Linked DNA regions of Homo sapiens: region 2 is linked to region 1. A link is an interaction called in ENCODE POLR2A ChIA-PET data of the cell type or tissue named here. Cell type or tissue: OCI-LY7. All regions are shown on one strand. Region 1 overlaps KIAA0825. Region 2 overlaps SLF1 (SMC5/6 complex localization factor 1).

Region 1 (5,000 bases):
AGCACTCTGTACGCTGTAGCAACTTACTTTCTACAGAACATAAATTTCTGACAACAATCTCATGTATACTTGTCCACATATTTGTTCAATATTGAATAGTTGCAAGATAAGTTTGTTCACTTTTAGTATAGTTTTATTCTAAACTTCTTTTCAGTGACTTTTTTCAATAATTTTCATTTGGATCTTAAAATGTTACTTATATTTTTAAATAGATAATTTATTTTTCTAAGTCAAAAAATGAGGCTTTTTAAAACCTCAGCATTTTAATCTTTTAAAAAGTTTTTCAGTATCAAAAAATGTTATTAAATGGCTAAGATGGTATATAAATCTTAAACTGACCTATGACCTTTCCTGAAAACCAAAACAGAATCTTATTTTTAACTTTCATCATTAGTGTTTCAATGTCAGAATTAGAGGATATAGCAAGTGAAATATTCTTTGCAACCTTAGGAAGAAGACACCTGTGTTCTAAGAAGGGAGAAGTAGATAACAGTGCAGTTTGGTGTTTGCTAATTCTTCCTATATGGAAGAAAAATGTGCTAAAATTAAATTGCATACATGTTCTCTTTTACCCAATATACTTTCCATTTTTGTGCCCTTCTGTCTTTAGAACAATGATTCAGATGCCTCAGAACATTTAATGGAGAATAATTAGGCCAGAAAATAGAGTCCATGCAGCAGAAAAAAAAGTTTTAGATAAAGATATGTACACATACATATACTACCACACATCTACCCAAGCACATAAAATACACCCTCCCCTTATACCCATAAATATCCAGTCATTTTTCTCATGATTTTTAATTTAATAAATAATTTTCAGAGAAAATTCCTACCTTTAGTAGAAAGAATTGAAAAAAAAAAAAGAACTTCCTTAGAAAAAAATTATAATGTCAGACTTTTTGTTTATCTTAGGTGGAATGGAGGTATAGTGGGAAGATGCTTCTTGTCTAATCTTAATTTTGCAGCTAACTTGATTTGTTAACCAGCCAAAATGCTTTCATTTTTTCACCCACAAAACAAGAACTGGAATTGCTGCATTGTCTAATTTTTGGGTGGTGATATAGCAAAGATAAGTCAAATAAATAAAAAATATAGATGCATCTTGCAACCATAATGCTAGCTAATGCTATTGTTATTAATTAATTAATAGTGAAAAGGATCTCAAACCTGGTAATAATCAGCTCAACTTAGTTACTTTTAGCTTAACTCTGGTAAAAATGGTATATGTAACCAGGTTACTTGCATCTTTAGGAATAAAATGACATTCTTCATTTAGATACTTTTTAAAATATTAAAATTAATGGTAATATTTTTTCTATTCATGTATTAGTATGCAAAGTCTTGGATTTTTTTTCTTTGCAAATCTTTCCAAATAGAAAGAAGTGATGTGGATTTGTACTCTATTACAGTTTCGAAATTCAAGGTTAATTTTATACGTAGGAAAATAAATGTATGCTATGAGTCCAACAGAAAAATTGGGATCTAAAAAAATGAGAATTACTCTTCAAATTATTGAAGGATTCTTGATCTTACAAATGATTTCATTCAGCAAGACACAGTAAGTCACTGTAGTCACCAGGACTTTGGGAGAGCTACTTAACTTGTCCAAACCACAGATTCTGTATCTATAAAATAGGGACAATATCCAACTTTCCAGAGTTGGCTTCAGTATACTTTTTCTTCTTTCGTAATATCATCATTCAAATGGTCAAAACTACTTGAGTAGAAGAGAGAACTGAGTGGCTTTTGATTGGCCTACTTTCTAATAGTGATCTTGTGTCTCCCTAGTCAAGAAGTCTATCTTCTCTTTGGTTTGAGGGCCTTGGTTATCTTGAATGATCTTTTCATTCCTTGAGGGATTCACTTCCCTCATCCCCAGTCTTCCTTAAACAAAAGAACAAGGGACTATGAAAAAAAAGGTGTCTTAGAGGTGATTCAGGTCAACCTTTCATCCACTGCAGATTTTAGGAATCTTTCAAATATTCAAAGGTGTTTATCATATTCTCCTAAGTCTTCCTTTTTCAAGCTAACAATAACCTCAAGAAAAATTAAAGATAGGATATATGGGGGCCATGGAGTTTGTCCTAGAATTTAAATCTCCTATTTCTATCTTTTCATATTAAAATACAGAGGATTTATTTAACCAAAATTTATTATATGTAAATAATCCTTTCTTTTTTGAACACTGAGAAATGTAGCATTTACTTAAATCCAAAGGAAATACAATTTTAAAAGTAAAATTAATTTGATCACATAACTAGTCCAAATATAAATATAGTAAAATGTTACAATATAAGAATGGCACTGGTGCTCCTGAAACGTAGATGATATGTGTACAATTGTATATATGGATCTGACTTTCCAGATAATTCCAAATTAGGTTATAATCAAAATGCTAATTGTAAATTTCTAGCTTTTTGAAAGCTATTTTGACTTTAAAGCCTTATAAGCTAAATGAAAAAAATATTGTAGCATAAACCTTTACGAAATAATAATTTTCCTAATATTAGAGAAACTAGCCAGGTGTGGTGGCTCACTCTTGTAATCCCAGCACTTTGGGAGGCCAAGGCGGGTGGATCACCTGAGGTAAGGAGTTTGAGACCAGCTTGGCCAGAATGGTGAAATCCCGTCTCTACTAAAAATACAAAAAGTAGCTGGGCGTGGTGGCAGGCGCCTGTGATCCCAGCTACTTGGGAGACTGAGGCAAGAGAATCGCTTGAACCCAGGAGGTGGAGGTTGCAGTGAGCCGAGATTGCGCCATTGCACTCCAGCCTGGGCAACAGAGGGAGACTCTGTCTCAAAAAAAAAAAAAAAATTAGAGAAACTATAAGAATACAGATGAACAAAATCGGTTATTCAGAAAGCGTTGCTTTGTAAATCACTCTGAAAACTTTGTAAGAGTATCTGTAAGAATAATATTGTTCTCTTCTATAAAAGATTGTTAAATCAAAAAGATTCTGTAATATTTATGTTAACATTATTTCATCATTTTTTTCAGATAACAAAACATACAAGCATTACACTTCTAAATGTATTGTAATACTAAAGCAGCACATGCTCTCTAAGAAACAAAACATTCAAAACTGAATATAAAGTAGAAAAAAAGTTACCATACAATACCAAGATGTGGATTAAGTCTAATCACAAGCTTATATGTAAATAAAATTGTCTGTCTGGTACCTTATCATAGAAAAATGGCTAGAGAGATTGTCACCATATTTTAAATATATGTACTGGAAAACCTGAATTAGTGGCAGACAGAATGCACTGTGGGGTGCCCAGGTGAATACAATCATCCAAAAGGCCAACTGGTAGAATAACATAGCACAGCATAGCACAAATAGCACAGCATAGCATAGCATAACATAGCATAGAAAAGCATCATAAAAACTACCCCTAGTGAGTGTCTGAGTTAATAACACTAGCAAATCATAACTGAGTTCTGAATCATTATCAATAAAAAAGAAAAGCAAAACACTGAATCAGTGTAGAAGACAGAAATAATGTAACCATTAAAAAAGAAAACGTGGGCCGGGCGCGGTGGCTCACGCCTGTAATCCCAGCACTTTGGGAGGCCGAGGCGGGCGGATCACGAGGTCAGGAGATCGAGACCACGGTGAAACCCCGTCTCTACTAAAAATACAAAAAATTAGCCGGGCGCAGTGGCGGGCGCCTGTAGTCCCAGCTACTCGGGAGGCTGAGGCAGGAGAATGGCGTGAACCCGGAAGTGGAGCTTGCAGTGAGCGGAGATCGCGCCACAGCACTCCCGCCTGGGCGACAGAACGAGACTCCGTCTCAAAAAAAAAAAAAAAAGAAAAGAAAACGTGGCCAGGCACGGTGGCTCACACCTGTAACCCCAGCACTTTGGGAGGCCAAGGCGGGTGGATCACCTGAGGTCAGGAGTTGGAGACCAGCCTGACCAAAATGGCGAAACACCATCTCTACTAAAAATACAAAATTAACCGGGCATGGTAGTGCATGCCTGTAATCCCAGCTACTTAGGAGGCCTGAGGCAGGAGAATCGCTTGAACCCAGGAGGCGGAGGTTGCAGTGAGCCGAGATTGCACCATTGCACTCTAGCCTGGGCAACAAGAGCAAAACTCCAACTCAAAAAAACAAAAAAAGTGAAAGTGGTAAATTATTTTTAATGCTAACTATCATACTGTTTTGCACAGCTTTTGACACAGAGTTTAGTGGCATATCAAGCTAATATACCAAATAATTGCAAACAGAGAAATCTTCTTTTTTTGGCTTACTATCTGTGTGGACTTGGAAAATATTTACCTCTCTGAATCTCAGTATTCTCATATATAAAGTATAAATAATATAAAAGGCTGTTGAGAAGGTTAAGTGAACCCACATATGTAAAGCCTTGTAAAGTCTTATACATATTAATAAGTAATCACATTAGACAGATAGATAGATAGATAGACAGATAGATGATAGATGAATGATGGAAAATTTACAGGTCATTCAGGGAAGAACAACCAATCCTCAACCTAAGTACAAAATCAGAAGCAACTAAAGATTGAATAGGTCCAAACTGCCTTAGCTCATTAAGGTATAAGCATGGAAAGGTAAGACATTAGCTCATTAAGACTACAGTATACATACAAAGCCTGCTTAAAGTCACTAAATAGAAATTATAATCATTTAAATCATATACATTTAAATTAGGATTATTTAAATTTAAATAAATTAAATTTATTTTAAATTATTTAAATTTAAATAAATTAAATTTATTTTAAATTATTTAAATAGTTTGGAGAAGAAGAAAACAATGACCACTAAAGTTGAAGAAGTATACAGAGGATTCAGAGAAATGTTTTTAAATTTAAAAATATCCTATTTTTCAGTCAGTAGATTATAGTAATACAGGAAGGGCTCTGAGTCAGACAGATAAGTTTGAATCCTGGCTTCACTCTATGTCCTAGAGCAAATTACTTAACATCTCTATGTCTTAGTTTCCTCACTGTAAAATGGAGATAATAAATAAT
Region 2 (5,000 bases), 120 kb after region 1:
GTGTGTTTTGTTTAAGACAAAAAAAAAATACATTAATGAAAAGACTGGCACAAAATGTCAAAATCTTAAGCTTTTGTTAAAGTCTCAGCTGTTTTCAGTCAAGTTTTCTTTGATCTGTCATTTGATACAGGCAGTGCTTTTGTTCTCTCTGCTGCTTCTATCCATATTATGAAGCAATGGTCATACTATTTTATTTTTCTAAGATATTAAATACTATAGACCCAAATTAAGACTTAGTCTTCTCCTCTATCGTTTTGTATTTTATAGCTTTCTCTGCTGTGATTGATCTGACATATCATTAGTCTACTGATTGCAAAAAAAGAAGCATATGTAACTTGGGTGAATTTATCCTTTTTGGATTAACTTACAAGGAAAACACTTGCATTCGTTTTTAACTTTACAAATGAAAACATACATTGTCCATAATGTTCAAAAAGATCATTGATGCCCAGATAAAGAAACTGTTGGTCGGGTGTGGAGGCTCATGCCTGTAATCCTAGCACTTTGGGAGGCCAAGGCAAAAGGATCACTTGTGCCAAGGAGTTTAAGACCAGCCTGGGCAACGTAGCGAGATCTCATCTCTTAAGAAAAAAAAAAGAGTTGTTATAAAATGACCTGAAAAATTCTTTAACTCAGTAAATTTGTTTTACAGAGTAATAATGCCGTGAACAATATTGGAAAAGCTGTTAGCATAGGAGGAAGAATATAAATCTAACCCAAAATAGTGAATAATGATAGTAATAATAATTCCAGTAATACCACATTTTATTTTGGATTTTAAAGCTTTAGATTTATGTTTAGAATTATAAAATTGTAATTTAGAATTATATTTAAATGAAACTGTAATTATAACTAAGTTATAGCTATGGAATTATATTTAGAATTATAATTATTTGTCATGGAAAAGATTACATACAATGTTCAGTGATATTGTAAGCCTCTTACTATCAGAAAATTTCCCCAAAATGCATAGTTCAAAGATAATGTTAGCAGCATAGCTTAAGAGTCTTATCTTGAAAAAGGTTGACTTTTATATTTGATCTTTATTGTTTATCATTTATCAGAACCAAAATTCCTTTGTGACTGACAGCTCATTTGCTTTCTAGGAAAGTGGATACTAACCAAGGACTATATAATTCATAGTGCCAAAAGTGGCAGATGGCTTGATGAAACAACTTATGAATGGGGATATAAAATTGAAAAAGATTCCCGTTATTCACCTCAAATGCAATCTGCACCTAAAAGATGGCGTGAAGAACTGAAACGCACTGGTGCTCCAGGAGCCTTCCACAGATGGAAAGTTGTCCTCCTTGTTAGAACTGATAAGCGAAGTGATTCTCTTATAAGGTAGGATGTGATTACATAAAAGCTAAAGCAATTAATGAGAAAATAATTTTGATTTGCATGAGTACTTTCTGTATTTTTTTGCAATTATTAGCCCAAATGAGCCATGGTGATTTACTCCAATCTCCTAGGTAAGCCATTATGCTCGTTTAGACTTATGTGTCTTTAATAGAACAAAATCTACTTTACAATATTGTTTTAGATTATTCTGGATATCTCTATTTTACTTTCCATGTTATTCCTTTTGGCCAACTCAAGCAAAACAAAAAAGGAAAACTAATTGGGAGTTTTTTGTTTCTAGTTATGAAGCACTTTTAGACTTTTGGTATTATCACAAAAGCATCATTCTGGGTTTATGTAGTGCTGTCTTCATTATTCATACTGTTTTCATCATAATTTTATTTCATTTTGTCCTTGGTATATTTTTAAAAGCTTTTTTATTGGGTAAACTGTATTCTAAGACTGCTGTTACTTTTTTTTTTATGGCAAGAGGGTGGGGAGTGTTTTTGTCTCTTAGTTAAATGTAATTTATAATCAATAACATGCACACAAATTAAGGGTATATTTTGATGAGTTTGGACAAATTGATGCACCCATGTTACCCTCACTATAATCAAGATCTGTTACATGTACATTATCCTATAATGTTCTCTTGTGTCCTTGAACATTTAGTTCTGTACCACCAACACCAGGCAACCACTAATTTCCTTTTTATCACTATAGACTAGATGTATACTTTTTAAGAGGTCCTTATGAATGGGATCATACTTAAATACTGCTTTGATATAGCTTCATTTCTCTAGTACAGTATTATTAAGATTCATCCATTTTGTGTATACCAGCAGTTCATTCCTTTTTGTTGCTGAGTAGTAGTCTACTCCATGGATATGTTACAGTCTGTTTATTCACATATTGGTAGATATTTGGGATTTTTTTGTCTTTGCTAATATAAATTGAGCTGCTATGAACATTTGGTTACAAGTATTCATGCAGACATGTTTTCAGTTCTCTTGGGAAATATCTCGGAATGAATGAATTTATACTGTTTGAGATGGCAATTATGTGTGTAACATTATAAGAAAATGCCAAACTGGCCAGGCATAGTGGCTCAGGTCTGTAATCCTAGCACTTTGAGAGGCCAAGGCAGGAGGTGATTACTTGACCCCAGAGTCTTAGATCAGCCTGGGCAACATGGCGAGATGCTGTCTCTACAAAATTTTTTTTTCTTTCTTTTTTTTTTTTTTTTTTCCAAATTAAATTAGCCAGGCTTGGTGATGCATGTCCTAGTCCTAGCCACTTGGGAGGCTGAGGTGGGAAGATAGCCTAGAGCCCAGGAGTTGGAGGCTGCAGAGAGCTATGAACTGTTTTTCAAAGTAGTACCATTTTATATTCCCAGTAGTAGTGTATGAGAGTTCCTGTTGCTCTGAAGTTATTTTGGCACTGTTAACGAAAATCAATTGACCATGTATGTGTGGTCTATTTCTGGACTTCCTGTTTGGTTCCAGTGATCTCTATATCTACCTTATACCAACACTACACTGTTTTGGTTACTGTGTCTTTAAGTGAGTCTTGAAATTAGGTACTATGGGTTTCTTAACTTAGTCTTTTTAAAAGTTGTTTTAGTGAATCTGGATTCTTTGTATTTCCGTACACATTTTAGAATCACTGTCAATTTCTGTGAAAATGCAAACTGGTATTTTGATTGGGATTGTATTTTATAGGTCAAATCTTAACAATATTGAGTCTTCCTATTAGTGAACTATGTATTCTCCGCTTGTTCTTTAATGTCTTATAGTTCTCATTATATAAATCTTGCACATATTTTATTAAATTTATTCCTAGGTATTTTGTGTTTTGGGGTGCTATTATAGATTGCTCTTAAACTTTTTATCTGCATCTTTTGAGATAATTTGCTTTTCTCCTTTATTTTCTTAATATGTTGAATTATACTTGTTTGTTTCTTTTATTTATTTATTTTGAGACAGAGTCTCGGTCTGTCGCCCAGGCTGGAGTGCAGTGGTGCAATCTCGGCTCACTGGAAGCTCCGCCTCCCGGGTTCACGCCATTCTTCTGCCTCAGCCTCCTGAGTAGCTGGGACTACAGGTGCCCGGCTAATTTTCTGTATTTTTTAGTACAGGTGGGGTTTCACTGTGTTAGTCAGGATGGTCTTGATCTCCTGACCTCGTGATCTGCCCGCCTCGGCCTCCTAGAGTGGTGGAATTACAGGCTTGAGCCACCGCGCCCGACCTTTATTTTTTTAATTTTTTGAGGTAGCGTTTTGCTCTTGTTGCCCCGGCTGGAGTGCAGTGGCGTGATCTTGGCTCACCGCAACCTCTGCCTCCTGGGTTCAAACAATTCTGCCTCAGCCTCCCGAGTAGCTGGGACCACAGGCATATGCCATCACACCCGGCTAATTTTATATTTTTAGTAGAGATGGGGTTTCTCCATGTTGGTTAGGCTGGTCTCAAACTCCCGACCTCAGGTGATCCGCCCACCTCGGCCTCCCAAAGTGCTGGGATTACAGGCGTGAACCACTGCGACCGGCCACTTGATTCATTCTTAAATGTTAAACCAAACTTGTATTCTTGAGATAAACTGTACTTCATCATGGTGTATTTTTTCTGGTTCATTTTTAATATTTTGCTGATTCTATTTGCAATTTTTAAAAATGATTTTTGTATCCTAAACCTGATAAATGACATCTATGTAAATATCTAAACCTAATGTGATATTTAATGGTGAAAGATTTTTTCCCCCATGATTGGTAACAAGGCAAGGATGCTGACTCTTAAAATTTCTGTTTAGCATTTACTGGATGTACTAGCCATTGCAATAAGCCAGAAAAGAAATGAAGCATAAAATTGCAAAGAAAGAAAAATAATTGTCTTTATTTCCAAAGACATGGTTGTGTACTAAAAAATTTAACGAAGATACTAGAAGATCTCGCTAGTGAATTTAGCGAGATCAAAAGACAACAGATCACTGTATAAAACTTAATTGCATTCTCATATACTAGCAAAGAACAATTGGAAATTGAAATTTAAATTCTCATTTTGGTTTTATTAATTTTCTCTATTGTTTGTCATTTCATTGATTTCTGTCCTTGGTTTTATTATTTCCATACTTCTTGCTTTAGGCTTAATTTGCTTTCGTTATTTTTCTGTTTGTTTTTGAGGTAAAAACTTGGATCATTGATTTTAGACCTTTCTGTTTTTCTATTAGTTGCCCCCAAGCATTGCTTTATCCACATCCCACAAATTTGTATTAATCGTGTTTGCTTTTTTATTAAGTTCAGAGTATTTTTAAATTTTCGTTTCTTCTTTGACCCATTGATTATTTACAAGTTTATTATTTAATTCCCAATTACTGATAGAATAATTTAATTTTCTAACTGTAATTCAGATTAGTCATTACTTCTGTTAGTCCTATCAGCTTTTGCTTTATTTATACTGAATTCCTGTTATCAGTTGCATACGTATTTTCTCAATGGCCCTGATTTTGTAATTTTTATTTATTTTTTTCTATTACCTCAAACACTTGTCATTGTGTCCTTTGATCAACATTTCCTATTCCCCCACCTCCATCCAGCCTTTGGTAACCACCATTCTGCTCTCTGCACCTATGCGTTCAACTTTTAGGTTCTATAAATCTAATTT

Evidence for each region. ChIA-PET counts read pairs that join two places held together with the same protein. Peaks named below come from ENCODE experiments on the same cell type or tissue, not always from the same donor. Only the 100,000 strongest peaks of a DNase experiment are listed, where the experiment ranks them.
Region 2: POLR2A ChIA-PET joins it to region 1 with 5 read pairs; 2 of 35 experiments call an interaction of 5 or more read pairs at or near these places.

What each region holds. Positions count from the first base shown.
Region 1 is chr5:94,512,990-94,517,989 of GRCh38, forward strand. The region is part of intron 5 of KIAA0825; the gene reads right to left. Among named protein-coding and RNA genes, the nearest start is that of KIAA0825, 100 kb to the right of the region's middle. In OCI-LY7, no CTCF peak of the experiment used is centred here; no DNase peak of the experiment used is centred here.
Region 2 is chr5:94,629,397-94,634,396 of GRCh38, forward strand. It overlaps SLF1 (SMC5/6 complex localization factor 1), which reads left to right. Exons shown (of 21, transcript NM_032290.4): 4 at 1,107-1,347. Among named protein-coding and RNA genes, the nearest start is that of SLF1, 13 kb to the left of the region's middle. RefSeq lists an enhancer at 3,556-4,055. In OCI-LY7, no CTCF peak of the experiment used is centred here; a DNase peak (open chromatin) is centred at 2,825; H3K4me3 peaks cover 758 bases; H3K27ac peaks cover 1,329 bases.